Regions from separate parts of the Mus musculus genome. Here all the other regions are linked to region 2. A link is a loop called in an ENCODE intact Hi-C map of the cell type or tissue named here. Cell type or tissue: heart. All regions are shown on one strand. Each heading gives the region's core, and the rest is flanking DNA. Links, peaks and the distances in the headings are about the cores only. Region 1 holds the start of Trip11 (thyroid hormone receptor interactor 11). Region 2 holds the start of Ndufb1 (NADH:ubiquinone oxidoreductase subunit B1). Region 3 overlaps Gm30198 (a long non-coding RNA gene).

The links. Hi-C counts contacts between places; a loop is a spot of excess contacts. Peaks named below come from ENCODE experiments on the same cell type or tissue, not always from the same donor. Only the 100,000 strongest peaks of a DNase experiment are listed, where the experiment ranks them.
Region 1: a loop joins it to region 2, with 10 times the contacts of the local background. A loop is called at or near these places in 2 of 42 quality-filtered maps.
Region 3: it touches region 2 in a loop (3-fold over the local background); 24 of 42 quality-filtered maps call a loop at or near these places.

The regions. Positions count from the first base shown.
Region 1 is chr12:101,907,617-101,918,087 of GRCm38, reverse strand. Trip11 (thyroid hormone receptor interactor 11) reads left to right here and starts at 4,917. Exons shown (of 21, transcript NM_028446.1): 1 at 4,917-5,398. The coding sequence starts at 5,260. Gm20036 (predicted gene, 20036) reads right to left here and starts at 5,421. Exons shown (of 2, transcript NR_152255.1): 1 at 4,111-5,421; 2 at 2,435-3,493. In heart, for the core only: no CTCF peak of the experiment used is centred there; DNase peaks (open chromatin) are centred at 4,897 and 5,227; H3K4me3 peaks cover 2,414 bases; H3K27ac peaks cover 1,476 bases.
Region 2 is chr12:101,970,226-101,980,696 of GRCm38, reverse strand. It overlaps Ndufb1 (NADH:ubiquinone oxidoreductase subunit B1), which reads left to right and starts at 4,959. Exons shown (of 3, transcript NM_001378525.1): 1 at 4,959-5,037. Cpsf2 (cleavage and polyadenylation specific factor 2) reads right to left here and starts at 4,723. Exons shown (of 15, transcript NM_016856.3): 1 at 4,563-4,723. In heart, for the core only: no CTCF peak of the experiment used is centred there; DNase peaks (open chromatin) are centred at 4,706 and 4,976; H3K4me3 peaks cover 3,128 bases; H3K27ac peaks cover 2,751 bases.
Region 3 is chr12:102,459,865-102,470,335 of GRCm38, reverse strand. Gm30198 (a long non-coding RNA gene) reads right to left here. Exons shown (of 3, transcript XR_381856.1): 2 at 10,107-10,226; 3 at 2,460-3,174. It overlaps Golga5 (golgi autoantigen, golgin subfamily a, 5), which reads right to left and starts at 1,202. Exons shown (of 13, transcript NM_001199004.1): 1 at 973-1,202. In heart, for the core only: a CTCF peak has its summit at 5,476 (motif pointing right); no DNase peak of the experiment used is centred there.

The sequences.
Region 1 (10,471 bases), core at 3,017-8,016, 63 kb after region 2:
CCCCTGACAAGAGATAACTTAGGAGTGGTCGTTTTGGGTTCAGTTTTCAAGGGAACAGGCCATCACAGCAGGGAAAGCCTAGCAGCTACCTGAAGCTACCACATCCTCCATCTTGGTAGATCAGGAGACAAGACTAGACTGGAATGGCGGGTGGGCTGTAACCTTTCAAGTCCTGCCCCTGGTCCTGCAGCTAGGCCTCACCTCTAAAGGGTTCCGTTACCTCCTCCCTCATCACCACCACCAGCTAGGGAATCAAGCATTCAAATAATACTCCAGAGAGGACATCTCACTCAGACCACATCAAGTTCTGCATTGATGACTTCTCATTCATCATAATAAAAATAACACTATTTAGAACCTAGAAGGAAAGAGAGTAGGGACATAGAAAATACAAAAATATCCATCTATTTTTCATAAGGGAAATGGGTAGTTTGTATAGTATTAATGAGAAAATACTTGGGGTGGTGGGTGGCTCGTGTCTATTGCTAGAACTCAGAGGGCAGAGATAGGTAGCCGTCTAGAGTGTGAGGCCAGCCTGGTTTAGGTGGTAAGCTCAGGCAACATAGCAAGGTGGAGGTGGTGCAGATGGCAGTATTTTTCTGAGGCATGGTGCTTCTTCCTGATGTGTTGGGTTTAATTGTGCTGTGTTGGTCTTGCTACTTCCTGAGTGATGAGATACTTGGCTCAGTCTAGCTATTGGGGGTGTTTGGCAAGAAAAGGGAAAGTTGTCTGTGATGGTTAATCTTAACTGTCAACTTGGACTGCCTAGGAAGAGGGAACCTCAATTGAAGAAGTCCCTCAAACAGAGTGGGCTGTGGACATGTCTGTTGAGGCTTTTTTAAAAAATTACTTGGTGCAGAAAGATGAGCTTCCTTCCCTGTTGTGGGTGGTGCCATCCCTAGGCAGGTGGGCCTGTACCATAAAGAAAGGTGGCTGATTATGAACCTGGGTGTGAGCTTGTAAGCAGCATTCCTCCATGATGTCTGCTTCAGTTCCTGGCTTGAGTTACTGCCCAGCCTTTCCTCAGTGATAGATAGTGACCTGAGAGTTAACAAGATGAAATAAACCCTTTCCTCCTCCAACTTGCTTTTGGCATAGTGCTTATCACAGCAACAGAAGAGCAATCTAGAACAGTATTTTAAACTCAAATGTTAAGTGCATTTGTTTTTTAAACTTACTAGAAAAAACCAGGCATCTATAAAAACAAGACTGGTATGATTAACAACTGTATACTCATAACCTAATTTCAATAATGACTAATTTCTGACAACTTATTTTGAGACATCTCACTTTGAAACAACATCTCATCATGTTACTCCGGATAGCTTTGAGCTTGTATGTAGACCAGGCTGGCCTGGGGCTCACAGAGATCCATCTGCCTCCTGAGTGCTAGGAGTAAAGGCATGCACCACTATGTCTGGGCTCTGATAAATTTTTAAAAATTATTTATTTATTATATGTAAGCACACTGTAGCTGTCTTCAGACACCCCAGAGGAGGGGGTCAGATCTCATTAGGGTTGGTTGTGAGCCACCATGTGGTTGCTGGGATTTGAACTCAGGACCTTCGGAAGAGCAGTCAGTGCTCTTAGCTGCTGAGCCATCTCTTCAGCCCCTGATAATTTTTTTTAATGCATGTATATTCATGTTTGTGTGCGTGTATGTGTGTTCATGTGGCAGTCAGAAGACAACTTCAGGTGCTCTCTTCAGGAAAGCCATACTTCTTTTTTGAGGCAGGGTATCTCACTGACCTAGAGTTTACCAGTTAGGCTTGCTTGGTTGGTCAACAAGCCCCAGTGCCCTTCCTGTCTCTCCAGCAGCGTGGCACATACTTATGCTACATGACTTACCTTTTTTATGTGGATGTGGTAGTCAGACTTAGGTCCTCATGTCTGTGAAGCAAGCATGTTGCTTAACTGAGCTATCTCTTCAGCCCAGTTTTTGACAGTCTCCTCTCATGATCTCCTATTTTTTTTTTTTTGAAGTACATTCACGATAGCATACTACTTATCGGGGTATAACATTAAGGATCTTGGGCTATAAAAAAAAAAAAAAACCCTGAATGAAGTTTTAGAATGGGGGGGGCGGTTCTCAACCCCTTTGGGATTGGATATCACATATCTTTCATATCAGATATTTACATTATGGTTCTAGCCAGATTCCTAACAGTAGCAACATTACACCACAACATGAGGAACATGAGGAACTGTAGTAAAAGGCTGCAGCATTAAGAGGGTTGAGAAGCACTTATTTAGATGTTAGCCCAAATGTTATCATTCATTTGTCCTAAAAAATGGTGCAAATCTTACATTTGCATCTTCTTCATTAACTCCATTGATTTTGTAGCACATTGTGACTTTATCGACGTGTGTTTACTGCTCTAGAAGTGGTGAGGCCTGGAGAATGGAGCTGTAAAATGAGGCAGACTAAAATCTCACGCAATAGACAACTTTATTCCGGTCTTCAGACATCATACTATGAAGATTAAGAGGCACATGAGCAAAGTGTACAGTCAATCACAAGGGCAAGCACCATGCAAGAACATGTGTTTTTCCCATAGAGGCTTTTAAATAAATACCAACAGCCAGTTGCAATGAATAATCTGAAGTAAATTCACTCAATGCACTACACCTGGGAGGCACACATAAGCACATTCCAGTTCAGGGGTTTTGAGGAAGCTGAGGTCATGTAAATGTCACTCATTTCTTCAGATGAAGGGATGACATGAGAGCTGTAGCCAAGCTGTGTGAATACAGGGCTTGGGCTGAGCCCAGAGTGTTTGCCTGTTCTATCCCTAGGCCTAGGCTAGGAAGCTTCAAGCCTCTGCGTACAATCTAATCTTCCAAGCTGACTGATTCAGTCTTCTCTTGGTTTCTGACTGAATTGCTCTGCTTGGCTTTATACTTCACTTTGGCAACATGTTCTAATCTTCTGGCTCCTTCTCATTCTCTGGCTCCTTCTGTCATCACTTGTGTCTAACCTGTTTCTGTAAAACCATCCTGGTAAAATCTCCACACACACCTGTCTCCCTGTCTCAGTCTCTGTGTCTCTGTCTCTCTCTCTCTCGTAGCCTCTTTCCTCTGCTGTTCTGTGAGTTGGATGTATCCTATCTCTGACTCATTCTGTCAAATCTTTCTCTGGTTCGTCACATTGTCCCTTAATTAGACATCACTTTCAAACAAGGCTGCTTCCTTCTACAAACTTGCCTTATCTTCATGTTAGGGATTAGAGGTGTGTACTAAGGGTGTGTCTGTATTCCAGCCAGACCATACTGTATTCCAGGGTTTTTCTGTATTCTGCCCAGTTCCTGTGGGCTTAGAAGATCTTTGGATGTGATCCCTTGTCAGAGCACCCATGGTGTTGGATTAAAATTCCCCTATAAGGTCATGAGATTCTGGTCTTGTCTTAGAGTTTTCTCCTAAGCACCCAGAATTCTCACAGGATTTCATTCTTGGACCATGTTCCAGCAGACACGGAGCTTTAGAGGATTTATACCTACAGAAAAAAGGAGATTACAGTTGCTAAACTTTTCAGTCATTCATGAACCCAACTAAATTCATGTCACTCATCACTCATCATTCTAGACGGAATAAAAGCCAGAGTCCTGTTCATGGGCTACTGGGCCCTTGGGACTCAACTTCTTCATGCCTTCTGGGTCCATACTTACAAATATTCCCCAATTCATTCTTAAGCCATCCTTGCCTTCTTATAAATTCTCAAAATTGCCAGGGGCCTCCAGCCAAAGGGACTTTATTATACTCAGTTATGTCTTATTGTCTAGATAAGCTATATGGGAGCGCCCCCCCCCCATAGCTGTATCTCTCACTTGCTCATTTCAAGTCTCTATGCAAGATTATCTTATTGTGGAGTCCTCAGCCATTTTCTACATCCCCAGGGCTCAACCTACTGTGGCATGCCCATACTCTCCTTACCTTACCCTGTTTTACTTTCTCCCTAACATTCCCTAGTGCCCAGAATTAACAGTAGACATGTTAAATCATTTGACGACTATATATACTACACTTAAAAACACTGTATTGGGCATGATGGTACATTCTTGTAATCCAGTACTCATGAGGTAGAAGCAGAAGGGTCATCAGTTCAAAACCAACCTGGATTATAGGAGAGCCTATCTCAAACAAGGGCTGAGGATGTGGCTAAGCCGAAAAGCCTCAATGCCTGTACAAGTCTCTGGATTTGATCTTCAGCACCAAAAATTCTCCATCATTCAAGCTGAAAGTGTAGCTCGTCAACCCCACCCCCAATGACAGTGTTCTGGCCTGCTGCTTCTCTTGGGTGTGTGTCTTTTCTTCATTTTCTTGTCTTCCTTACTACTAGCCACGTGTCTCTGTCCAATTCCTTGTTCTGGGACACGGAAGCTGAAAAACCCTCGGAGGCAACCCCTAAATTCAAATAGATATCTGGTGAAAATTATTCAGAGAGGGATCATTTGAGAGGCGGTCATGGGATCCCACAATCCTTTAAGTGCATGGTAACTGAAAACAAACACCAAAACAAGGGTTTTCTGCCTGGACATTTGAATTGCAACCCGCTTTTTCAGCTTTGTAGCCTCGTTTCCAACCCTCTGGCACGGATGCTCTTATATCCGCAGACGCTGGATAATAGAGTAATGCAGATGGATTGAGGTTGCTTCCCTGTGGGGTGGGACGACCCTATCGAATCCTAGCGATGCAATAGCTCTTGTAGACAGGATCAGAAGGCACTGTCAAGGGTTACTTCCTCTTACAAACAAAAGCAGCTGCGCAGGTGGGAAGAGCCACCGCCGCCGCCACTGCCTTTTCGGTCTCCACCTAAAGTTCCGCAGGTTACGCGGAAGTCACGGATCTGGCTGGCCCATTTACTTGGTCCTCCGCGATCCCACGGTCCTTCGCGCCCGGGACGCCTCTGGCAGCGGCCCTTCTACGCTATCGCGAAGCTTCTCTATGGTCACTGCCGCTTTCCCGGCAGTGTCATGGCGGCCGGCGTTGAGTTGGCAGGACTGGCCCACGAAACTGAGGAAAGTCAGTAAAGCTGAGAAAGAAGTAGTGCAGCCGCACGGCGGGAAGCCGTGGGAATGAGCAGAGGCCTCGCGGGGCCCACGGTGTCCACAACGGCGAACCCTTGGTGAAGCGTCAGGCCGGGCCTCGGCTTTCTGACGCGGCCGTTGGTGGGAGTGCCGTGTCCTGCGAGTCCTCAGCGTCTGGATCCGCACCAGCTTCGGCGTCCAGGGACATTTGGAGAGGACGTGTCCACCCGCAGCGATGTCGTCCTGGCTCGGGGGCCTCGGCTCCGGCTTGGGCCAGTCTCTCGGTCAAGTAGGGGGCAGCCTGGCTTCCCTCACTGGCCAGATTTCGAACTTCACGAAGGATATGCTGTTGGAGGGCACGGAGGATGTGCCAGGTAACAGCTGGAGCGAGGGCGGTGGGGCTCGGTTGGGATCCACTTGGTTCCGGGTCCGGTCGGTCGGCAGACGCGGACGGGTCCCGAAGGAGTCACTCCACGCTTTTTTCTCTGCTCTCCTCCCTTTACCTCCGTAGCCGCTTTTCCAGCCTTCAGGACCACGGTGGAGAATTCTGGACCTCTCCCCTCATTGAATACGCTGGATAGCTCAGCGAAGTGGACCTGCTGTTTCTATGCCGAATAGGGTTATTTGGGTGGCCCATGCCTATTACTTACTTCGCCCATAGTTTGGGGGCTGATCTCACTTTGATCCTATTCCTTTAGTATGACAACTAAAGTATGGCAATTGCCCTCCTTCCCCCCAAATACTTTGTAACATTAATTACTCAAGATTAAACACTTGATCTGGCTTTAGCACGTTGTTAGGGGAATAGGGCTGTTTTTCTATTCAATTGTTTTCTAATTTTGCTCATCTTGAAGACACTTTGCAGCTGAAAACGTAGTTTTGTGTAGGATGGCACATTCTCCCATACTTTTGGAGAACTTTATCTTTTGAGAATCTTACCTACCTTTACTCACTTTAAAACTTGAAAAATATTGTGGTGTCTCTGTCTGTCTGTCTGTCTGTCTCTCTGTGTGTGTGTGTGTGTGTGTAAATGATGCACATATGCATGAGTGTCTACCTCATCGCCCGTGTGTGGAGGCCAGTAGACAACATTGTGGAGTTCTCTTTTCCCCTTTAGGTGGAATTTGAGGATGGAATTCCTTTTACTTTGCTTGAACGACAAACACCTTTACTCACCCATTCACCTGGCCAGGCTCCTTCCCTTATTTTTGAAGTCATCATCTTGCCGTCCTAATGAATAGTGACCTAGAATTCGATTGTAATCAGTGGTTAGGTTAATTACTCTTCCGATTTCTTGACATTTGTTAAGCAAGGAAGTGAGGAGATCCAGCCTCTAAGAGCACTGGCTGCCCTCTCAGAGAACCCAGGTTCTATTCCCAGCACCCAGTGGCAGGTAGCTAGCTCACAACTTCATTCTGTTTTCAGAGACTCGGGTGTCACCTTTAGGCCTCAGCAGGCAGTAGGCACCCAAATTGTGCACAGACACACATCCATATCATAATACAATAATAATAATATATACTTTTAAAGTTTTAGTCAAGGTTTGCAGTGTAGATTAGGGTGTCCTGGAGCTGCCAGTCTTCCTGCCCCTGCCTCTCAGTGCCGGCATTACAAGTGAGTACCACCACGCTAGGACAGTCTTATTTCTTTATAAATGAACAGCTTACTGTTCTGGTTTAATCTGTGGGAAAGACTAGCTAGAGATTGAACCCAAGGCCTCATGCATGGTAAGCACACTCCACTGAATTATACTCCCAACTCCTGTTTTTTCATCATGATTTATTAGCTGTGCGTATTGGATGGAAATAGAGTAAAATGGTTTGATAGAAAAAGTCATTATATTTAGAAGGAAAACTGGATCACTCCCCAAACCTGTCTTACTTCTTGGGCTTCTGTTGATTGGTAAGGTTCATGACTTAGGACAATGAGAACAAGAGGCCTTCATGTGTCCAGTAAAGAGCCATGGGACTTTAAAAGCAGAAAAGGGCTGATAGCTATGGGAAAGACTAGATTCTCACTGTATTATAGATAGGAACTATCTGGTATTTCTTTGACCTTAAACTGGAAAATAGTTACCAACTAACCTGATAAAGAGTTTATTTTGTTCTCCTCACCAGAGAGCTTCCTGCACTCTTAAACAAATAGAACTCACCATTTTTCTTTTTTTTTTTTTTTATTGACTATTTTATTTACATTTTAAATGTTATCCCCTTTCCCGGTTTCCCCTCCAGAAACCCCCTATCCATTCCCCCTCCCCCTGTTTCTATGAGGGTGCCCCACCCCCCGGCTCCCCCTCTCCCACCTCTCTGTCCTGGCATTCCCTTACACTGGGGCATTGAGCCTTCATAGAACCAAAGGCCTCTCCTCCCATTGGTGCCCGACAAGGCCATCCTATGCTACATATGTGGCTGGAGCTATGGGTCCCTTCATGTGAACTCTTTGGTTGGTCGTTTAATCCTTGGGAGCTTTGGGGTGGGGGTCTGGTTGGTTGATATTTTTGTTCTTCCTATGGGATTGCAAACCCCTTTAACTCCTTCGGTCCTTTCTCTAACTCCTCCATTGGGGACCCCATGCTCAGTTCAATGATTGGTTTCGAGCATCTGCCTCGCCTCTATTTGTCAGGCTCTGGCAGAGCCTCTCAGGAGGCGGCAGCCACATCAGGCTCTTGTCAGCAAGCATTTCTTGGCATCTGCAGTAGTGTCTGAGTTTGGTGTCTGTATATGGGATGGATCCCCATACAGGTGGGGCAGTCTCTGGATGGCCTTTCCTTCAGTCTCTGTTCCACTCTTTGTCCCTACATTTCCTTTTGACAGGAGGAATTCTGAATTAATAATTTTTTTTTTTTTTTTAAAGATTTATTTATTTATTATATGTAAGTACACTGTAGCTGTCTTCAGACACTCCAGAAGAGGGAGTCAGATCTCGTTACGGATGGTTGTGAGCCACCATGTGGTTGCTGGGATTTGAACTCCTGACCTTCGAAAGAGCAGTCGGGTGCTCTTATCCACTGAGCCATCTCACCAGCCCATGAATTAATAATTTTGAGGTGGATGGCCCCATTCCTTCCTTCCTTTCTTCTCTCTCTCTCTCTCTCTCTCTCTCTCTCTCCCCTCCCTCTTTCTTGCTTGCTTCCTTTCTTTCTTTCTTTCTTTCTTTCTTTCTTTCTTTCTTTCTTTCTTTCTTTCTTCTTCCCTTCTTCCCTTCCTCTCTTCCTCCCTTCCTTTCCTTTCTCTCTCCTTCTTTCCTTCTTTCCTTCCTTCCTTCCTTCTTTTTTTTTTTTTTTTTTGTTTGAAACAAAGTCTTATCTGTAGCCTGGGCTGGCCTGGTACTTGCAGTATAGCCCAAGGTTGATCCCAAATAGCATTTCTCCTGCCTCACTTTCATGTAGTATCAATTTTGGGTTTGTTTGTTTTTTTTTTGAACTCTGTAGCCCTGCCTGCATCTGCCTTTGCAGTGCTAAGCTTGAAGGCACAGAACACCAAGCCTGGCTTATAGTCTCAGCTCTAGTGATTTGGGTAGCTGCTGATTTTTCTGAGCTAGGAATCTTTGTCATCTTTGTTTTGTGTCTTTCTTGCCTACTTCAAATTGGCCACTGAACGTGTCCCTCCTGTGTCACAGTTGTCCTTTTCCTTTGTAACTGCTACTCCAGCTCAGACCCTCACTCTCTCCCAGATTGACTCTCTTGGGTCTGGTCCTTCATTCATTTTCTCTTGTGCTTCCAGTCTAAAAATAAATTTGCTTAAAAGTTTCTTGATTTACAGGAAAAAAGCCAAACCTCTTGTTTTGGAGGTCACAGACCTGTTCTCTCTAGACTCAAACTGTCTTTTCTAGGTGCCATACGAGTTTCCATGTCTGCTGTTGTACAAGTGCAGTCTGTTCCCAAAGCTTCTGTCACACAGAACTCTGCTAGGGTTTTCCACCACTCCAAGCCTCTCCATGGAAAGTCTTCACTCCCTCCTTTCCCTGGAAGCCAGGTTTTCTATATAACCCTGCTCATGTGTCAGAGACTTCCTCCAAGTGTTCTGACCCCACACGGGGTGAGTTGGTTGCCAGTGCTCTATATTCTAACAGCTTTAGCACTGATGACATTGAATGCTGATTTGACCTTTTCCTTGGTGTAGAAGGAGGGTGTCTTAGTTACTCTCCTGTTGCTATAACAAAATGCTATAACCAAGGCAAATTATAAAAGAAAGTTTTTAATTTGGGAGCTCATGGTTCCAGACGGTTTGAGTCTGTGAACATCAGAGCAGGGAGCATAGCAGCAGGCAGTCAGGTGTGCTGCTGGTAGCAGTAGCTGAGAGCTTATATCTGGTCCACAAGCTCCAGGTAGAAGGAAGGAGAGCTAACTGGGAATGGCATGGGCTTTTGAAATCTCCAAACTTGCCTGGAGTACCATTCCTTCTCCATCAAAGCCACACCTCCATCCTTCCCAGACAGTTCTACCACCTGCTGACAAAACATTCAAGTGTATGAACCTCTGGAGACCATTCTTGTTGGTTTGTTTGTTGTTTTCTCTGAATAGACTTGACTAGTGTGTGTGTGTGTGTTTGCCACATGTATGTGCCAGTACCCTTGGAGGTCAGAAGAGAGTATTGGACACCTGGAGTTGAAGTTATATGTGATTGTGAGTTGCCTGATGTGGGTGCTGGGAACAGAACTCAGGGCCTCTGGAAGAACAGCTAGAGGTCTTAATTTCTGAGCCATCTCTCTAGCTTGGGCCTTTGGTTTACTTCTCAAGCCAGGACTAACATAGCTCTATCTCCTGCCCTGTTTTTATAATGTTCAGATGCAGACAAGAAGAAGAATGTAACTCTGGAGATGCTAGTTTCCAGCAGGATTAGTGGTACCGTTTTGGCATTTCTGGGCCCTGACTATATTTACTAACTTATTTATTTTTAATTTCCATCCACTTACTTGAGACAGACATTAACTCTACAGTTCAGGCTGGCTTCCATCTCAGCTCCCCTGCTTCAGTTTCTTTCTTTTTTTTTTTTTTAATTAGGTATTTTCCTTGTTTACATTTCCAATGCTATCCCAAAAGTCCCCCATACCCACCCACCCCCAATCCCCTACCCACCCACTCCCCCTTTTTGGCCCTGGCATTCCCCTGTACTGGGGCATATAAAGTTTGCAAGTCCAAAGGGCCTCTCTTTCCAGTGATGGCCGACTAGGCCATCTTTTGATATATATGCAGCTAGAGTCAAGAGCTCCGGGGTACTGGTTAGTTCATAATATTGTTGCACCTACAGGGTTGCAGATCCCTTTAGCTCCTTGGGTACTTTCTCTAGCTCCTCCATTGGGGGCCGTGTGACCCATCCAATAGCTGACTGTGATCATCCAATTCTGTGTTTGCTAGGCCCCGGCATAGTCTCACAAGAGACAGCTATATCTGGGTCCTTTCAGCAAAATCTTGCTAGTGTATGCAATGGTGTCAGCGTTTGGAAGCT
Region 2 (10,471 bases), core at 2,167-7,166:
TTTTTAAAGGCAGTTATGTCATTTGAATATGTTTTTGTTTTAATCCTGGGTGTAGCTCAAGAGGCTGCTTCCCAGGGGGGCGATTATCATTTGTTGAGTGTACTAGCAGGGGCGTGATCTTTGCCAGCTGCAGATAGTTTACATTTGATATTTTGGGGACTCAGGAGAGCCCCGAGAAGGCCTACTTGACAAGGCCTACAGTGGCTTACTGATGGTTCTTGTTGTTGTAGTTTGTCAAGTGGTCCTGAGCAAAGGGAGAAGTTGGAGATAGCCTGACCACAATGCTGGATTTGTGCCAAGGAACCCAATACCCCTAATCAACAGGAAGTAGTCTTAGAAGGTCTATGTCGTCTTTCCCCTCCTACCTTCTTTCTCTCCTACCTAGTGTTTGGGGGTGGAGGTGGGGGAAGGCGTTGGAAGGGACTAGGGTGGAAGAGGACTGGAAGGGAGAAAGTGTAAGATCCCAGTAACACAGCTAAACAAATACAACAATATACTTCCAGCTATAACTTTGGTGTTTTAATTTCTGTCTTTCTCTAAGGCATCATGAGCAACAGAAGAAGTGCTTGCTTTTTTAGACAAGTTTTCACTGTGAAGTCCTTTTGGCTGACAATATAGCACAAATGGCCTCAGATTCTTTAACCTCCTGCCTCAGCCTCTAAAATGCTAGGATTCCAGGCATGTACAATTATGCCTGGCCCTATAGGTTCCATTTTAAAAAACGGGGTGGGAGAAAGGACTCAGAGGTTAAGAGCACCTGCTTTTTTTATAGAGGACCTGGGTTCACTTCCCAGTCTCTACATGGTGGTTCACAATCATCTATAACTTCAGTTCCTGGGGATCCAAAGCCCTAGACTCCAAAGGCACCAAACATGTATGTGTTACACATGTATACATACTGTAATATCAAAAATGAATTCAAGACCACCTAGTACCTTCCCCCTTCAAAAGGACTTTCCAGACTGTCCTAGCAGGCCAAGTACAGAGCCAGATAAAGAAGCTGGCTGACTAAACAAACATAGAAACATAGTTTTAACCGTCAAAATGACTAAGCTTCCAAAACAAGATTAACAATGCCCCTGCCCCGCCTCACACTAAAAACCTCAAGGACAGACAAAATGAGAGTCACCGTATACAAACCAACCAATGTCTAAAAAGGTTATTGACTACACCAATTAAAATAAGTCAAACTACCCTGGTGCCTATATCCGGCCCTTACAAAGTTATGACAAGTGTGTGTGTGTGTGTTTTTTTTTTTTTTTTTTTTTTTGTTCTGGGTCTCTCCTCTGGCCTGCGTGCTAAGAGGGGAATCCCCAACATGTTGGAATAATAAAAATCCTCATGCGGTTACAGCAATGGTGGTCTCTGCGGTCCTTGTGAGTGAGGGTCTTTTGACGAACTACAACAATACAAGCAAAAACTCATATGCATAAAATAAAAAAATCTAAAAGAAAAGAGATACATAAATTGTAAGGAGTTAAATTTACAAAAGGGATAAAACATAAGTAATTATGGGCCAAATTGGTTATAATCTGCTTATATATACACTACTCAGTAAGTGAATCTTAAAAATTCTCAAGTGCTTCTGTTATTGAAGGAACTAAGATTACTTATTAAAGATTTATACAGTCAGGGCAGAAGGAGAGAAAACATTCAAAAGACTGGAATAACATCAGCTAAGACGAAACCCACAAAGCTAGGAGGTATCAGTGAAAAATTCAGCCTGGCATGCTTCCATAGAAAGACAGACAGACAGACTGACCAAGTGAGCAGCAGAGGCCCTGCAGAAGGGCCCTGGATACCCTGGACCTAGTTCTGTAGGCGATGCAGAGGCATTTAAAAATTCATTTTTTTAAGTAGGAAGAAGGCAAAAAATGCCTTAAAAAAAAGTAGGAAGAAGGCATAATACAGGCAACTGTGCTGATGGAAAATAGGCAGATGTGCATGACTGAACACCAACAGAAAAAACACAAACATAGAAAAGGGGAAATTGCTCATTTACACTCAAAACACCTCTCCACTTCACTGATGCTAAGACTAAAATTTTTTTTTGTCTCAAATGTCTTTTTTAATTCCTTATCAATTAATGGGTTATTAGTCAAGTAACCAAGGCTGAAAGTCTTCCCTTTATTTTCTGGGACCATCTCCTATCAATTCCTGATTGCTTCTCCCTCAGAACACCTTGCACGTATACTATCTCCCATCTGTTCTTACTGCCGATACCTGAATGGCAGGCCTCATTACCTTACATTTGGGTTTCGCCATTTCATTCTCGGCAGCTTTCCCCCTCTTTATCTCAGTGGAAACACTCCTGCCAGAATAATCTAAAACATCCCTGCAAACACTATCCCTTGTTCAAGTCTTTGAAGGAAGGGCTGGCAAGATGCTCAGTGGTTAACTTAACCCTGAGTTCAATCCTCTGCACCCACGTGATGGAAGAAGAGTGCCCACTCCACCAAGCTGTCTCTGTGGCCTTCATTTGTCTGCTGTGGTAGATGTGTGCCTACACACACACACACACACACACACACACACACAAAACAACCTTTAAAGGTATCTACTGCCCTAAGAGGGAAAAATAAAAACAAGTAAAAACAAGTAACTGAATGTTTTTACAGGGAGCGAGGTGAGGAGGAAGCAGGAGCTGCCTGAAACCAGTTTACTATTCTCTCAAGGTCTGGCTCAAAGTTTCCTCCTTTCTCATCCTTCTTCCATTATTAGTCTAGACTAATGTGAGCCACAGATGTAATTTAAAAATTTCCCAGCCACATTTACAGCAAAAAGAGGTAAGGCCTGGTGTTTTAACGGTGTCAAATCATCACTTCAGCAGGTCGTCATTTAATGAGTCAGTTTCCAGGGTTTTTGCACTGTGTTCGGCGTGTACTTTCCAGTTCATTCCCATTCAAGCCAACCTCATTTCAAGCGCTCAATACTGCATGTGGCCACTGTAATAGCAGAGGTCTAGACTCCCAAATAATGCTTTGGGCTGGGGAACGTTGTGGTTTTGCCACTGCGTAAGAGCAAAGTTGGCACCACCCTCTTTTTATGTCCATGTCTCAGACCGATTTCAATGGTATTACCAACCATCAAGTTTCGCAGACTAAAAACCATTCACCCACTACCAGTAAACTGGCAGTCACAGGTGGAACCCTATGTAGGTGGCATTTGCTTCATTTCTTCAGGTGGTTCTTCTCCTGCCTCAGCGAAGGTTCTTGTTGCCTTACCTGAATGGCTGACACTGCATCTAGTTTTCTTATCTCAGGTTGGTCCTGCATAGCCTTATATGCCAGATCATCCTAAGACATAAATACCTCCTGCCCACTCCCTGCCAAGTGTGCACCAGCTTCCTGCTGACTAAATGCAAGACAAGCTCCAAGACCACTCACAAGCCGACCTAATCTGCACCTTCAGTCTGCACCAACCACTCTTCCAGTTTTTGATTTGTTAAAAATCTCCCCAACAGTGCTCAGCCTTCTCAAGTTTTTAATCCCTCTTCTGCACCCAGGAATAACTTTGTTCTCCCAGGCTTAGCAAATTCCTCTTGATCTGGCTCAGGTGCAAGCTTTTCATTGTCCCCAGGTAAAGCTTCATTACTTAGCACAAAGGAGGCAGGAGGAGTGTTTGCCAAGGGATGATGATTGTGTCCAAAAGCGATCATCTTTGCATCTCCCAAACCAAGCACAGTGCTCGAAGCAATAGAAATAAATGTGCTGAACGCACTGAACCCACCATATCGGGAATTCCCCCAGGGCAGTGACTTCGACTACCTCTGCTTCATCTCGAATATATACCAGATACTTGCTTTCTCAAGAATGATCGTTCACGCTGAGGTCAACTAATGAGAAATACGCAAAGACGGATCTGGACTAGTCCTGGGGCTCACAGTGGGAGAAGTCTCTCTTTAATCGTTCAGGTAAAGAAAGGCTTTGAAAGGGGCAAAGGAATCGTAAAATTAAAGGGTAGAAAAGTAGGCATAGATGATGCTTAAGTTCTCCTTGTCACAGGGGCCAGAGTACTGGGGCTGGATATGGCCTGACTTCTGGTTTCCTGAAAAGTACGTAAGCAAGGAAACTAGGAATGGGATCTTGGGAAACGTGGTGATTGTGGTAGCGCCGAGAGAAGTTAATTCTATCAAGGCGTGGCATGAGCCTCTCAAGGGTCTTTGGAATTAAGGAGCTACGAAGGCACCTGCTGGCCTCGTGTTCTCTGAGCCCAAGATGGGAAAGGCAGAGATGGGGAGGCTTGGGGAGTACGGCGGTACAAGGGGAAAGAGCCCAGGCTGGACGCGGATTAACTTTTAGCTCCAGCTGATGAAAGCTCAGAGGAACTAGACAGGAGGGAGGGCAAGGAGGAAGCATAGGCGCGCCCCAACACCCCGAGGTTTCAGCCCGGGGAAAAGTCACTTCTCTTCCCCCTTGCGGAACGCTTGTTCCAGGAACCACGGAGACTGTCACAACCGAAACCGCGGGAGCGCGTCCGGGCGACACCGGGCCGACGCGGGAACCCATCCCCTTGAGGGCCTCCTCCCAACCCGAAGGCTCCTTTCCGTCTCCCGTCCTCACCTGCCAGGCCAATCTCCCCCCGGCACCGTCCGCCGCCCTTCCCAACCCCTAGTGGAACGCAGGTCGGAGAGCGAGCAGAGCTAGCGCGCGCTCAGCGGCGGAGAGCAGCCGGCAGGAGCCCCTGTGTGGTGGCCGCCATCTTGGGCCTGAGCAGAGCGGCTGAGGCGGGGACGACCCGGGCGACACCATCTGTAGGGGTGGTGACGAACCGGGTCAGGGAAGAGGACAGCGCAAAAGCTCGCAAACCTTGTCAGCCTGGATCCACGTCTTATTCAAAACGTGTCGCGATCATTCACAGCTTAAGATGTACGGGATTCGCGCGTGAGAAGGGAGAGAGAAGCGCCGGTTTGCCGACGCCACCCCCTCTCATCAGGGCTGGCGCGGCGAGTGGCAGCTCCTTAGGTCACGGCTTCCGCCGGCGCCAGTGGCCTAGCTCCCTGCGGCTGTCCTTGGTCGCCTTGTCACCAGGCTGAAGGTGGGTCTGGGGACCCCGGCGCCACCCGTGGTGGTGATGCGGGCGGGAGGGTTCTGGGGAACGCTCGCATGGAGGGGAAACAGGGTCGCCTTCGGTGACCCCTGCGCGCTGCCCGCCCCACGCCTTTTACAAAGACTGCTCTGGGGACGATCTGATGGCCTGGCTCTCGGGGGACTCGGAAGGGTTCTCAAGGATCCGACTCTTGAGCCCACAATAGGGAATGCAGCTCCTATCCAGAAGCGGGGCGCGGTCGCCCAGGCGTCTGTCTCCTCGTCCAACTCTCCTGATTGTGAAACCCGCACGTAGCCATTTGCCTTTTAAAAACAAGGCTTTCTGCTTGGTTTCCAGTCCGTGTTATGATCTCAACGGTTTCGGTTTTGCTCCATCCATTCCATATCTTAGGTGACACTTTGTAATAATTATAAAGAACTGTGGGGTCCAGTCCAACACAAGGTATTATCTCTTAAAAAGTCTACATGTGCCTGCAGTGGTGGTGGCGCATGCCTTTAATCCCAGCACTTGGAAAGCAGAGGCAGGTGGATTTCTGAGTTCAAGGCCAGGCTGGTCTACAGAGTGAGTTCCAGGGCAGCCAGGGCTTTAAAGAGAACCCCTGTCTTGAAAAACAAAACAACAAAAAAAGTCTACATGTTTCCAGCATGAATCCAGATAGAAGACTCAGCAAAATAAGACTCACAGCAGTGTCTGTTATTCTTGAAAAGGGAAAGAAACTTTAATCCCAGCACTTGGAAAGCAGAGGCAGGTGGTATTTAAGGGAAATACCTTGTGTTAGAGAAAAATATTAAGAAATATGTGGGATGTGGGGTTAGTTGTTTTTTGTTTTTAAAAAGTCTCACACACACACACATGGAGAGAGAGAGAGAGAGAGAGAGAGAGAGAGAGAGAGAGAGAGAGAGAGGCTCTGCAAAGAAGAAAAGAGAGGAGGAGTTATTTAACTGTTTACCTCCGTACACAGGAGAGAGAGTAGAACAAAAGAGCTTAAGCCTGATCAGGATACAGATTGTCTGGGGACTATGCTAATCCTGACTCTTTACCCTATACTTAAAGCAAGTTACTTTGCCACAACTAAATTTGGATTTCTTCATCTGAAAAAAAAAAAAAGCCCCAATCTTGAGACATGGTTACTTAAATCTGCAGTCTGTGGTGAGGAGTATATGAATTAGCTATGACGCAGAAACGCCTCGTCCATGTGGCCTACATCTGTAACTCCAACTACTTTTGAGGATGAGGCAGAGGGATAGTAAGCCAGAGCTTCACAGTAAGACTGTCTCAAAAAACAAATACAAAACAAACAAACAAAAGATTCAGTTCTTGTTAAAAGCTTGCCCAAAAAAAAAAAAAAAATTGGATCACTTTAATATTAAAAAAATAAATGACCAAGCCGGGCATGGTGGCACACGCCTTTAATCCCAGCACTCGGGAGGCAGAGGCAGGCGGATTTCTGAGTTCGAGGCCAGCCTGGTCTACAAAGTGAGTTCCAGGACAGCCAGGGCTATACAGAGAAATCCTGTCTCGAAAAACCAAAAAATAAAATTAAAAAAATAAAATAAAATAAAAATAAATGACAAGACAGAGTGTGTGGCTCTGATACGGTGTGTGCTTTTCAAAGCCAAGGCTGCTTCCCTCCTTCTCTCACCCCCTTCTGTCTGCCTCCCCCCCCCTCTTTTTCTTGACACAGTTTCTCTGTGTAGCCCAGGCTGGCCTTGAACTCAGAGATCCTCCTGCTTCTGCCTTCTTAGTGCACCACCACTGCCCAGCCTCCCAATTCTTTTTTTAAAAATACCACAGTACCAGGCAGTGGTGCACAGGGGAGGCAGAAGCAAGCAGATTCCTGTGAGATCCAGGACAGCCAGGGCTACAAAGAAACACTCTTGAAAAGCAAAGCAATAATGCTATATTTTATTTCTGAAATAAAAACAAAATTCTTCTTATGGCCCCACATGCAGAAAGGCACCTAGAGCTAGAGAGATGGCTGGGCTCAGGGGTTCACAGTGCTTGCTGCCTTTCCAGAGGATCTGAGTTTGGTTCCCAGCTCTCCACTCACAGCTCACATGTTGGGTGGCTCACAACTCCAGTTCCAAAGGGCTGTGATACCTTTGGCCATCTTGGGTTCCTGTACGCATATGCACAGGCACGCGCGCGTGCACACACACACACACACACACACACACACACACACACACGTACAAAACGTTAATAAAAGAGACTATTAATATGTGCTCTCATAAGCACCCGCCAGGAGTATAGTCCTTAAGCAGTTAGTTGGCCCTGTCCTATTGGTAACATTCTTAGCTCACCCACACCAAACCTGAAGTGCAGCTTGTCCTGGTCCTCACTAGATGAAGCTCTATGGATTTAGGTCCATGACCAAGACCCTCGCTCTAGTTCCCCTCTTACCCATTTTCTGGTGAATCATTCTGACTCACAGATGTCCACTTTTGCCCTCCCTGCTCATGTCCTTGCAGAAAGACATCTCTGTAGATGATGTTCACTGCATTGCTTCCCAAGCCAGTTGAGGAGCTACTGAAATATGAGGTGCCTCTCTGGGACTAAGGGTTTCTCCTATGGATGATACTCCTTCATGATGGCTGTGAATTCTGTGAAGCATCTGTTTCTTAGTACCATTGTCATTATACCTCCAGTCTGTAGAAGTCCATGTGTGGCAAGAGGCCCATAAGGCTTCCCTCTTTTCTTCTTTTCTAAGTAAAACCAGACCAAACCCATCTATGCCAATAGTAATGACTCATAGCCTACAGGTAGCTGTGAGCTTATTTTAAACTGCTATGAGCTGGGAATCCTCAAGTACTTGTTAGTGCAAAAATGCTGTCTTAACAGCTGTATAAACAAGGAAGCTAAGGACTTTTTTTTTTTTTTTTTAAACATTTGTGTGTTTGGGCATGCATTTTCTTTTTTGTTTTTTGTTTTTTTTCAAGACAGGGTTTCTCTGTGTAGCCCTGGCTGTCCTGGAACTCACTCTGTAGACCAGGCTGGCCTCGAACTCAGAAATCCGCCTGCCTCTGCCTCCCAAGTACTGGGATTAAAGGTGTGCCCTACCACCGCCTGGCGTGCATGAATTTTCACGCCACAGCACACTTGCTGGTGCAGAGGGTAGCAGACAGCTCTCAAGTGTCAGCTCTCCTTCCATCATGTGAGTGCTAGGAATCAAGTGTGGGTCCTTAGACTTGATGGCCTTGCCTTTACTTGCTGAGTCATCTTTCTGGCCCTTAAGTTTGCAATAAGGGCAGAAAGTGTAGGTGGCCACTGAGTTTGCCAAACTCCAACACAGTCTCCTGAACACAGACATTGACTAGTAAGTATTTTAGAGTTGAGTGCTATTAAAAGTAACTTCCTTTACCATCTCCACACTTGACTGGCTCAAGATTATAAAGGTAATCAGATCACTTGGTGAGCTCTTGGTTAACATGTCAAGAAATACTTTAAGTGATGCTACTTAATAAAAGGGAAGAGAACAACTGTCTTATAGGAAATGAAGTAAGATTGGCTTTACTTACGTTTAAATCTCCAAGAAGCATTTGTATTCAAATCAGTGGGTGAGTTGTAGTGTCTGGAAGGGCCTATGTGTGGCAAGAGCCCCATAGTCCTAACTCATCTCTCTCCTGAACAGAGCCAGGTCAAACCAATCTCTCAGAATTCTAGTAGTAATGGTTCTGTTAGTCCAGCCTCATCTTGGAGGTAAAGCCAGATTCTCCAGTTTAAAAAGGGCTTCCCAGGTGGTACTGATGTGTAGTTAAGGTTGAGAATTCCAGCCGTAACTAGGCAACAGACTACAACATAACTAACAGATGACTAAATTGTAAGTATATATTTATCTCTTCGTGTACTACATAATAATTTTTAGAGATAGGTGATGTTCAAACAGAAGTTTGCTATGTGGAGTATTACATAATATGAACTTTATAGTAACTGCAACTTTTAACTTAATGGTTATAGTCTAACACTGACTTTAGGAACTAGATTCTTAAAAATTTGAGAAATAATTAGAACTGTGTTAGTATATGGACCCGCTCAGGTAGAGCAAGAATGTGATCTATGAGCACAGATTAAGCTAAGCACTCTTGCTGGCAGTAGTGTGTTGCTTCTCCTAAGGTTGACATGTCCTCTCAACCACTGTATGTGACATATTCATTCACATGTGGATGTGGTTTTGTTTCTCATCTGTGTATACAAATCGTAACAGGAAATTGGTGATGTTTTTATTGAACTCAGTACACAGTTGCTATTTTTTACTTCCTTGCCATCTATAATAGGATCCAATGCCCTCTTCTGGTGTGTCTGAAGACAGCTACAGTGTACTCATATACATGAAATAAATAAATCTTAAAAAAAAAAAGGTAAAAAGCACCAGAAATGTCTCAAAAGGAGGGGAAGTGTGCTGTGATACAGGTGGCGTTGTGAGAGACCTGAATTTTAACAGCAGCTTGCAATCAATAGCTATTTGAGTTAAGCTGTTGCTTTTTAAATGCATTTTATGTGTATGCCTGTTTTGACTGCATGGATGTATGTGTATGTACACCACATTTGAGCCTGCTGCCCTTGGAAGTTAGAAGTCTTGGGGTCCTCAGGAATTAAAGTTATGGATGGTTGTGAACTGTGTGTAAGTACTGAGAACAGATCTACGTCCTCTGAAAGAACAAATGCCTTAACCACTAAGCCATCTATCTCTTCAGCCACAAGTTCGTATCCGTATAAAATGAGGATGATAAAAGTTACTCCACATTCTATATAGAAATATGATAACTTAGTATCTAGTACCCAATCTATACATTCTCTTTCCCTTTTTCTTTTATAGTAATTTTTGAATCTTGTGATATTGTGTTCTTTTCAATGTTTTTATCCTACAGAAAATAATTTTCAATAAATTTTTCTTTACTTAAAAAGTCCACTACTAAAATATTAAATTTGCATTGCATGAGAACATCTGCAAATAGATTACACATATGAAAGTTCTGAAGTAATGCAAAGTACAAATTCTGTTTTTGTAGGTAAATTTAAAAATTTCCATTTCTTGGTTCTACAGCATATCAAATCACTGATGAAGTAAGAAATAAGATTTCATAAATAGTGCAATGCAGTATAATTTTTTATTATGTTGTGTGTGTGTGTGTGTGTGTGTGTGTGCGCGCGCGCGCGCGCGCGTATGTGCATGCAAACATGAGGGTCAGCGTACAACCTGTGGGAGTGGTTCTCTGCCTCAGTCATGTATGTGGGTTCTGGAAAGCAAACTCAGTCAGACTTGGCAATAAGTGCCTTCATCCAAAAAGCCATCACACTGCCCCGAGAACAGAGAATTTTATAGTAACCATTATCATCTAATCTTAATGAATTTTTGTTTGTTTTGTTTTTTGACACAGAATTTCTCTGTGTAGCTCTGGCTGTCCTGGAATTCAATCTGTAG
Region 3 (10,471 bases), core at 3,587-8,586, 490 kb before region 2:
TTGTTTTAAAACATGTCTCTCCCTGCTGGGGAAGGGGGAGTGGGTGGATACACACAATGCCTGGTTTGCTCAATGATAAATTCCAATTCTAGCCCACACACAGGCACTCCTAGAAACACTACTGAAGTAATTCATCCTTATATGTCAAGTGTTGTGCAAACACTATCACTAAAAATAATATAATATAAAAATAAAATAATAAAAATAATATAGTAACATAATGCTCAGCTACATTATATGGCAAACTGTAAAGTCCTTTAGAAACAAATAAAGATGGATATGGCTTAGAAAGATCCTGGAACTTCGATGGCACCTCAGACACTGGAATCTAGGTCAACCTAGAGGTAAACCCACCTTTTAACCTCTCCGCTCTAACCTCGTCGGAAGTTAACTGTTTCAACACACTCTTTAGGAAACCCATTTAAGTGTGTATTTCAATTTATGAGAAACCAAATGAAAAAGGAATGTAACATGCCTTCTGACTTATAAAACGTTACACAAGCTCGATGTAAAAATTAGTGATGAGCGAGAGAAAAGTAGCTCTCCTAATAAAAAAAAGCCTGAAGACAATTAATGTCTTGCCTCCCATCTGAAAGTTAACGGGGCTTTAAAACATATCTTTCACGTGGATCGTAGACACTAAACCTGAGCTCTTATCTCAGTGACAGACTCCAAGAGGGGACTTCCCGTGGTGCAAAGCCACCGGGAAGGTCAGATGTCACACAGAGGCGGGGGTCAGGGGTCAGGCCCGGCGGTGTGACCACGGGTCCCCGAGAGGCGAGAACACATCGTACTGGGTCCCCAGAGCAGAGTCGGGGTGGAGGGCGGGTCAGCCTCGGTATCCGGAGGCTACGGGGCTCTGGCATCCCCTTCCTTGTCCCTGAGCGAAGACGAGCACGACAGCGCTCGGGAAAGGCGGAGACCGGGTCCCGCAGGCCAAGCCGTCCCGCCCGCGGCCTGGTCGCGCCTCACCTGAGGACGCCGAGCGGCAGCACCGCGGCCTCGTCGCCCGCCCGGGCCGCCACAGCAGCCCGCTGCTCCCGGACCTGCCGGCTAGCTCTTCCGGGAGACGTGGAAGGGCGGCGAGGACCTCAAAACAGAGTGGCCAACGAGCTGCCTGAGTGGCCGGAAGCTGAGCGCCGCCGGCCGCCTAGCAGGTCACTCAGGCGGCGGCGCCGGCGGCCGCGGGGCCCTAGCGCCAGGCCACGCCCCCTTCCGTCTGCCGCCGAACCGGGTGCCGCGCCAGCGTGCGTGTGACGTAACGCCGCCGGCACGCGGCCTCCACAACATTGCGGAGCACGCCCACAACGGGGGGCAGGGTCCCGAGCACCACAGGGGCGGGCCCAAGCCAAACTGGGCGGGGCATGAGCCGGCCCAGGCCTCTGAGCTCCTCCTCCCTTTCAAAAGTTTTACACGTGAGGATTTCGAGGCAGAGACTGGAACTGTCTAATCCCTGGGCCTGTGGGATGGTTCAGTAAATAGAGTACATAGATAAATAGCCAGGACTAACGGCCTGAGTTCTGAGTTCTGAGTTCATTCACAAAGCACACACACACACACACACACACACACACACACACACAAATTAAAAATACAAGGGCTGTGGAACAACATTATGAACTAACAGTACCCCGGAGCTCTTGACTCTAGCTGCATATGTATCAAAAGATGGCCTAGTCGGCCATCACTGGAAAGAGAGGCCCATTGGACTTGCAAACTTTATATGCCCAGTACAAGGGAACGCCAGGGCCAAAAAGTGGGAGTGGGTGGGAGGGTATGGGGGACTTTTTGGGATAGCATTGGAAATGTAAATGAGAAAAATACCTAATTTTAAAAAAACTGGGAAAGGGGATAACATTTGAAATGTAAACAAAAAAAATATCCAATTAAAAAAAAAATACAAGGGCTGGAGAGGTGGCTCAGTGGTTAAGAGCACTGGCTGCTTGCTCTTCCAGAGGTCCTGAGGTCAATGGCTCACAACCAACTGTAATGGGATGGGATCTGGTGCCCTCTCCTGGTGTGCCTGAGGGCAGCTACAGTGTACTCATATAAATGAAATAAATCTTTAAAAGAAAAAAAGAATACAATTTAAAGGGATGGGGTGAAGAACTCGGGAAGGGGGGACCAGTAAGGGGGGCAACATTTGGAATGTAAATACATAAAATAGTATAAGAAAAAAAATAAAAGAATACAATTTTTTAAAAAGAACCTGCTTTCAAGTGACAGAGATGGATTTTGCCTAAACTAATGAATCAACAATAGTTCAGAGCCTTTTGTAAACCAAGAGAAACAGGGAGAAGTATCCCGAGGTAGGAAAATAAGTCAGTTTGTGAGGGTTCCTTGTAGAAAAGATAACTTGAACTGAGACTATTATTCAATAGTGCTATAGTTATATTTTGCATACAGCTCACAGACTTTTTGAAATGGGTTTTTAAAAAGAAAATCTGTGTTCAATAATTCACTGAAGGCTACATCTACTGGGTAAACAGGACCAGGCTAATTTCGCCAACTGAAAAGCCTATGGTAAATTCTCAAGTAAGTGCGTTTGGGCATTGAGGAAACTAAGACTCAGAGATGTTAAATAATCTGGTTCCAATATTATCTGTCCTTAAAAGGGAGGTGTCCATCTCACTCCAAAGTCTGTGCCCCTAGACTCAAATTTTTATTGTCTCTGCATTGAATATGGGGAATAACTACAAGCCATTTTCTTCCTATTAAGTCAGGTTTAATCCAACTCAGTAGTGAGACTAACTCCCAGCAGAAGCCGAAAATCACTGTTGCTGTGATCTTAGAGCCCTTCTTAAGTGGAGAACAGTTTCAGGATCCTTGAGCGGCTCCATTCTCACAATGCCGTAAGGAGTGTCTTGCTCTTATTGTGTGGTAACTGGCATTGCAGTTCTCAACTAATTCTAACTAAGCTGTTCTTCCTGTTAAGGGCTATTTATCATCAGTGGTTGCTAGGTGACTGTCCTACATCCCAAGATGGAGATATCCTTTCCAGCTCCACTGATGACAGTTTGATCATATGATCTACCATTCACTGCTGGAATGTAGACAGGCCTAACTATATACAAGCCTAAACGTTCAGAGTTAGGCAATGGTGTGTTTCCTCCAGTTCTTTTTCTTCTTGAGAGAGAGCAGCTCCAAGCTAGGGTTATTCTGCTAGACTGAGTCCTGAAAGGAAGAAAATGAAGCAGTAAATAGTCCACATCTAACATGTGGTCAGTTAGAAATAGTTCTTTGCAGTTACGGGCTAGTGAGATTTAAGACTGGCTTTTCCACAGCCTAACTAATGAAACCTAATACATCACCCTATTTTACAGATAAAGCACAAAATGCAGTAAGGTGTAAATGCAAACAAGTTATTTTTCTCTTGCTGTAAGAAGTTGAGACAGAATCAAATCTTCCTCAATGAAAATATTGGCCGTGGACAGGCTGCCAAAAAGTATTTTGAGGACTGGGGCTGTAGCTCAGATGATAGTGTGCTTGAGTTATAGGTATGAAGCACTGAGTTTGATCACAAACACTGCATAATTTGGGCCTGATGGTGTATGCCTATAATCCTACCACTTGGGAGATTGAGGACAAAGGATAAGAAATCATAGACATGTTCAGCTACGTGACAAGTTCAAGGCCAGCCTGGGATACACGAGACTGTAACCTGTCAGCTGAAACAAACACTTTCCTCCCAAGTTGCCTTTGGTTGTGGTGTTTACCACAGCAACAGAACCCCTCAAATGGATACAGGTCATGAAACGTTGAGCAAAATAAACTCTTCCCTTGAGTTGCTTCTTGTCAGCTATTTGATCACAGCAAGGGACAGAGAAGTTAATAAAGATGTCCCCATCTAAAAGGAGAGAGTGATGGAGAGGAAAATATCACAGAAAATAATAGTCCCAAACTCCCCAAGTTTGATGAAAACATTAATATGTATATCCAAGAAACCCAGTCATCTCTGAAGAAAATAAATACAGAATTCCACTTGTGTACATGAAAGATGGAGAAAAAAATTATAAAGGTGAGGCTGGAGAAATTGCTTAGTGGTTAAGAGCACTGGTTATTCTTCCAAAGGGTGCAGGTTCAATTCCCAGCACCTACATGACAGCTCATAACAGTAACTACAGGCTTAGGGGATCTGATGCCTTCTTCTGGCATCTAAGGCACCAGGAACACATGGGTTGTGTTGTAGGGACATGCATATTGGCAAAGTACTCATACACATAAAAACCAATTAATTGTAAAAAAGAAAATATTAAAAGTGAAAGTGACTCATTGCCTAGGGGAGAGGAAAGATGAGTGCTGACTTCTGATCAGACATGGTGGGCTACAGCAGTGGGATAATGTATGTGAACACTGAAGGGCAGAAAGACATAGTCCAAAATTTGATTTCTAGAGGTGGTGGTGGCACATGCCTTTAATCCCAGCACTCAGGAAGCAGAGGCAGGTGGATCTCTGTGAGTTCTGGGCCAGCCTGGTCTATAGAGTGAATTCAGGACAGAGAAACCCTGTCTCAAAAAAAAAAACAAAAGAAGAAGAAAAAGAAGAAGAAGAAGAAGAAGAAGAAGAAGAAGAAGAAGAAGAAGAAGGAGGAGGAGGAGGAGAAGGAGGAGGAGGAGGAAAGAAAGAAAGAAAGAAAGAAAGAAAGAAAGAAAGAAAGAGAGAGAGAGAAAGGAAGGAAGGAAGGAAGGAAGGAAGGAAGAAAGAAAGAAAGAGAGAGAGAGAGAAAGGAAGGAAGGAAGGAAGGAAGGAAGGAAGAAAGAAAGAAAGAAAGAAAGACCCATATAAATAGTAACAAGAATGTCCTTCAAAAATGGTGTCCAGAGCTAACAAGATGGTTCAGTGGCTAAAGAACACTTGTTGCCAATCTTAGAAACCTGCATTAAATCTTCAGGAGCCACAAAGGTGGAGGGAAAGAACCAACTCATAAAAGTTGTCCCCTTACCTTGAGTGCAATAACATGCATGTGATCACACACACATACACATACACACATACACACACACACACATGCATGTTGTCTATCAATCCTATCTCTTAAGAAATGTTGGATCTTGCTGGGCAGTGGTGACACATGCCTTTAATTCTAGCTCTTGAAAGGCAAAGGCTAATGAGTTCAAGGCCAGCCTTGAACTACAGAGTGAGTTTCAGGACAGCCAAGGCTACACGGAGAGACCCCGTGTCAGCTATGCCCCCTTTTCGGTCCACTTGCCATGATATGGCAAAATATGAAAACTAAAAATTCTAAGTCTTCTACAGATAAACCGAAAGGAGCATCTTTCTGTGATCTTGAGGTTGACAAAGCACCTTTATCCAGGTTAAGACAAAATTAAAAAGAATAAAAAACAACGAACTCCAAAAGAATTATAACTTGGACCTTAAAAAACATAGATTATTTATTTATTTGTTTGTTTGTTTTAATGTGCAATGTGTGTAACTGAGAGTGTATGTCTGTTTACCACATGTGTGCACGTGCCCACAGAGGCCAGAAGAGGGTGCTGTATCCATTAGAACTAACTAGAGTTAAGGATGCTTGTGAGCCGTTTTGATGTGCGTGTTGGAACCAAACCTCTGTCTCTGTCTTAGGTAGACCATATATCTAGAAGTGAGCTCAATCAGGACTATATAGAGATTTCTGGCTGTTAGAAAAAAACCCCCAGCATTTCTCAGGAACCTGTGAAACCTGTTCCCATCTTCCAGGAAGGAATCTTTCTCCTTACTTCTAGATACCTGTGGCATCAATCAGCATACAGAAGCCCATGCTGGCCTCCAGACTCCCCCCGGTATCACTAGTACCTGTGATACAGCTCAAAAGACCACAGGAGCATCCTGTCCTTCCCTCCACCCAGCTTCTCATTCTTCCTGTAATCTGTGTGACTTGTTCACATTTCTTTATTTCTGCTCTGACTCTTGCTATTCTCTCTCTCTCTCTTTCTCTCTCTCTCCCCTCCCTCTCCCCATGTTATGCCCTCCCTCTCACTCTCTTACCCCCATCCTTGCTGCCCTCTTGCTCTATTCCTATCTATTGCTGACTCCCTTTGTCCACACTTCCCTCCTGCTCTCTCGCTTTCTTAGCTCTGACCATGTCCAGTCTGCTTTCTTTTCTCTCTGCTTCCGATGCCTCTGGATATTTTCTCTCTTAATCACCGTAAGACCTCCTAATAAGGGAGCAGTCATGAGGGCAGTTTCCTTGCTACACCCCTTCATGTACACTCTAGGAACAGCAAGTGCTCTGACCCACTGAACCATCTCTTTTGCCCTAAAGTTGAACTTTTAAAACTTAAGGATTAAATAATTGATTTGGGGACATGGCCTCACTGTATATTCCTGCTATGCAGACCAAGCCGGCCTTGAATTCACCAACGATGACCTGCCTAGTAAGAGCTCAGATGGAAGGCAAAAATAAGATGAATGAAAGAAAAGCCAACTATCAGGAGGAACTTGTCATGGTGTGTACATCTGAGATGCCACGTGTGCCAGTCAATAATTGAAAACAGGAACCATCTGAGAGACTAGGAGTTCGACAGACTCCTGGTAGGCAGACAAATGGAGAGAGGGACCATGGCCAGGTAATAAAGGTGGAAATCTCAAAGATGCTCAGCTTCTTCCTCAACCTTGAGACTTGAGACAAAGCCCAGCAACCTTTGTCTCCACTTACAGGCTCCCCACTGATAGACAGTCTCAAGGAGTTCAAGACTAGAACAGGACATGTCACACCACAGTTCTGGGCCAATCAACATAGTTTTCTTCAAACTGACCAACCCTAAATTGAGGGGGGGAAACTCTACAGAGGCTTGGTTAAGAGCACTGACTGCTCTTCCAGAGGTCCTGAGTTCAATTCCCAGCAACCACACGGAGGCTCACAACCATCTGTATTGGGGGTCTAATGCCCTCTTCTGGTGTGTCTGAAGACAGTGACAGTGTACCCACATACATGAAATAAATAAATAAATCTAAAAAAAAAAAGCCCCTAGAATAGAGTGGCCTTTTCAGCTCCCAAGCTTCCTGTCTGTTTTGCAAAGGGTCTTTTGCTCTGTGTGTGTTCTTCATGTGCCTGTCTCCTTACCCCCAGTAAATACCCCAAAGGAAGATTGTACCACATTTTTATGGGTTGGGAAAGAGAAGCAAGGGCCATGAGGTGGGCAGTTGCTTGGTCAATCATATTTTGACTCAAGGGGTTAAGGAAGGAAGTTATCCTTGGTGACTGGGTCTTATCCAGGTCACTTGATTTCAGGGTCCTTGAGTCAGCTTTTGGAGTCACGTCCCCTCTGGGACTCTGACCCGGAATCTAGAGTGATAAAAGAACAAAGGAACGCAATCAACTGACCCAGGAGACCTGGGATTCAGACGGATAAGGGAACAAAGGAATGGGCCACCCCATGGCCCTTGCTTCGCTTTCCCATCCCATAAAAATGTGGTACAATCTCCCTTTGGGAATTTTGTTCAGATCCCGAACTGACTGTCTCCTTGCACGGACAGAAAATAAAACTTTAATTTTTAAGCTTCTGGTGAGTTTTCTTGGCTTCTATCCTGAACCCAAAAATATTATATAGGATAAATGAATGTTTTAAAAAGGAAAGATATTTACTGGGGGGAAGGAGACAGACACATGCAGAAGACACACAGAGCAAAAGACCCTTAGCAAAGCAGACGGGAAGCTTGGGAACTGAAAAGGCCACTCTCTTCTAAGGGCACCTAATCGATTGAGACTTGTGTGTCTTGGTTTAGGTAACAGAATAACAGCGTCTTCCCTCTCACCATCCTTTGCTGGTTAACAGACAAGCATGAGCCATCTGAGGAAGCAGGACAGGAGTTGGTTTGCGGGGCCTGAGAACGTGAACTCAGCTTTGATCCTGCCAGCCAGGTGGACCTTGTTCCTTGAGATGGCTGAACTCAGGCAACTACCTCCTAACATCATGAATGTTCTGTCTTCACACTCCCCAGAAGAGGGCATCGGGGGCATCGGATCCCATTACAGATGGTTGCGGGTGCTGGGTATTGAACTCAGGACCTCTGGAAGGGCAGTCAGTGCTCTTACCCCCTGAGCCACCTCTCCAGCCCCACAAATAGCTTTTATAAACCTCTGATTCTGTCTGCAGTGTGTGAGATTTCTCTCTTGCTACCTGATGTGCTTCAGGTTTTCTCTGCTTTTTAATTTTTTTAACAGGCAGGGAAAATGAAACAGGCCAGGACCCCTAGAGCATACCAAGTCCTCCCAACGAGAACTGACTAATGTCTTAAATCAGCACTTCAAAGAGAAAACATCCAATCTGTCAAAAGCACATGTGAAAGTATGTAAAATTATTAGACATCAGAGATGTGAAAATTTAAAATTCCAGAAAAAAAAAAGCTTTAGCATCCTGCAGGGTCACTAGAGCGATGGCCAAAAGCAGGAATACCAAGTCCCGTGGAAGTAAAACTGTCACAGGTCTGCTCCGTGACTCCACAGAGGTCAGAGGGAGCACTTGCCCCTCAGCTCCATCTCTCTGAATCTCCACAGCCCTTATTAGTCATCCTCTTCCACTCTGTCCCTGGAGGCTCTCGGTTACTCTCACTTTTGAGAGTCCTGTGTGCTTACAGTTTGGTTCTGTAGTTCTACTTCCTTGGTCTACCTAATGTCAAAAAATTAAAATTGAAGGAGCTGGGGAGACAGGTCAGCAGTTAAGAGCACTTTCTGCTCTTCCAAAGGACCAGAGTTCAGTTCCCAGCACCCACACTGGACAACTCACAACTACCTATAATTCCAGCTCCAGGGGATCAGGTACCTTCTTCTAGCCTCTGTGGACATGGACACACACACACACACACACACACACACACACACGTACGTATGCACATGCACATTCATACACGCACAAATAAAAATAATGCTTTTAAAAAATGAAATTGATTTCTTTGTGCATTTTTAGCTTCCAACAGCAGAGGGCACTGGGTACTTAAAAAAATCTGTGCCTTCCATCTGGCTTGCCAGGTAAAATAGGCATTTCTCCATTCTCTTGTTCACAGACCACAGAGTATATGTCTACAAAAGACTTTTTTTTTTTTTTTTTTTGTTTCCTGGCAAGTATGGACGTGCCTCCAAATGTGACGGTGATTCTGCTGTTTCTCTGGAAGCTAAACTGCCCTGAGAGATGAGTGCTTCTGCCACTGAGCCCCTGAGGAAAACTCTTAGACGTGCTCTGGCATTGTTTGTTTGTGTCTCTGATTTGTGTGCTGGAGATTTAATCCCCAGTGCAACAATGTTGAGATTTGGGTGGGACCTTTAAGAAACCATTAGGTATCTATATCTGTAATCATATAGCTTGGAGAGCTGAAGCGAGAGGATTAGGAGCTCAAGAACAGCCTGGGTTAGGTAGGAGAGGCCCTATCTCAAAACAAAAGTAAGTAATTAGGTCATGGGGAAGAACTAATGGGTTAGTGTTTTGTTTTTGTTTTTGTTTTTGTTTTTAACGGTAGGAATGGGCTAGTTATTGCTAGAGTCAGTTTCTTAGAAAAATAAGTTTGGCCCTTGTGATAGCTTGGCAGCAATACTTGGTGGTCAACTTGACTATATCTGGAATGAATTACGGTCCAGAAATGGAGAGCACACCTGTGACCTGGATCTTGAGGCGGGAAGACACAATCTTTTGATCCAGGTCTTAAGGTGGGATGACCTATGCTCTTAATCCAGATCAACGCAGACCTTTAAGTCAGATCTGAGCCTCACCTTTGATCTGGACCATACCTTTTGCTGGAGACCTACATAAGGACAATGGAAAAAAGAAGGGTTTGTTCTTTGCCTGTTTGCACACACTTTGCCAGCACATCTGTTGAAACCTACTTCTTCAGGATTCCAGCTTATACAGACGGCCAGCTGAGACACCCAGCCTCCTGGGCTGAGCAGCTACTAGATTCTTAGACTTCCCATTCACAGCTGCCCACTGTGGGGTTAGTTGGACTGCAGACTGTAAGCGATTCCCATGAATTCACTTTATGTGTATAGATTCATTCTATAAATTGTGTGACTCTAGAGAACCCTGACTCATACAGCTCTCTCCTCTTGAACACATTTTTAGACTTCTGCCTGGTTGCCTCATTCACATTCCTCGAGCCTCCTTTGTGATACTTACCCCTTGATCAAAGCTGTCGCTTTGCTTGTCTCTCTCAGCCACTTACTCAGACTTTGAACTCTGGTAGCCCGGGAGCACACCTTCAATCCCAGCACTTGGAAGGTAGAGGCTGGTGGAGGTCTACAGAGTGAGTCCCAGGACACCCAGGGCAAAACAAAAAAGAAAGGAAGAAGGAAAAAGAAAAAAATCAGTTCTTCAATTCTATAATACGGATCCAAGACTGTCTACTTAGAAAGTTAAAAGCTTCATTTGGCTCATGGGTTGGAGGTTCTGATCTTGACCAGCTGGTTCTGTAGCCTTGGGCCTGTATTGAGGCAGCCATGGGGGCGTAATTAATGGAGTAGATCCACTTAAACCATTGGTGG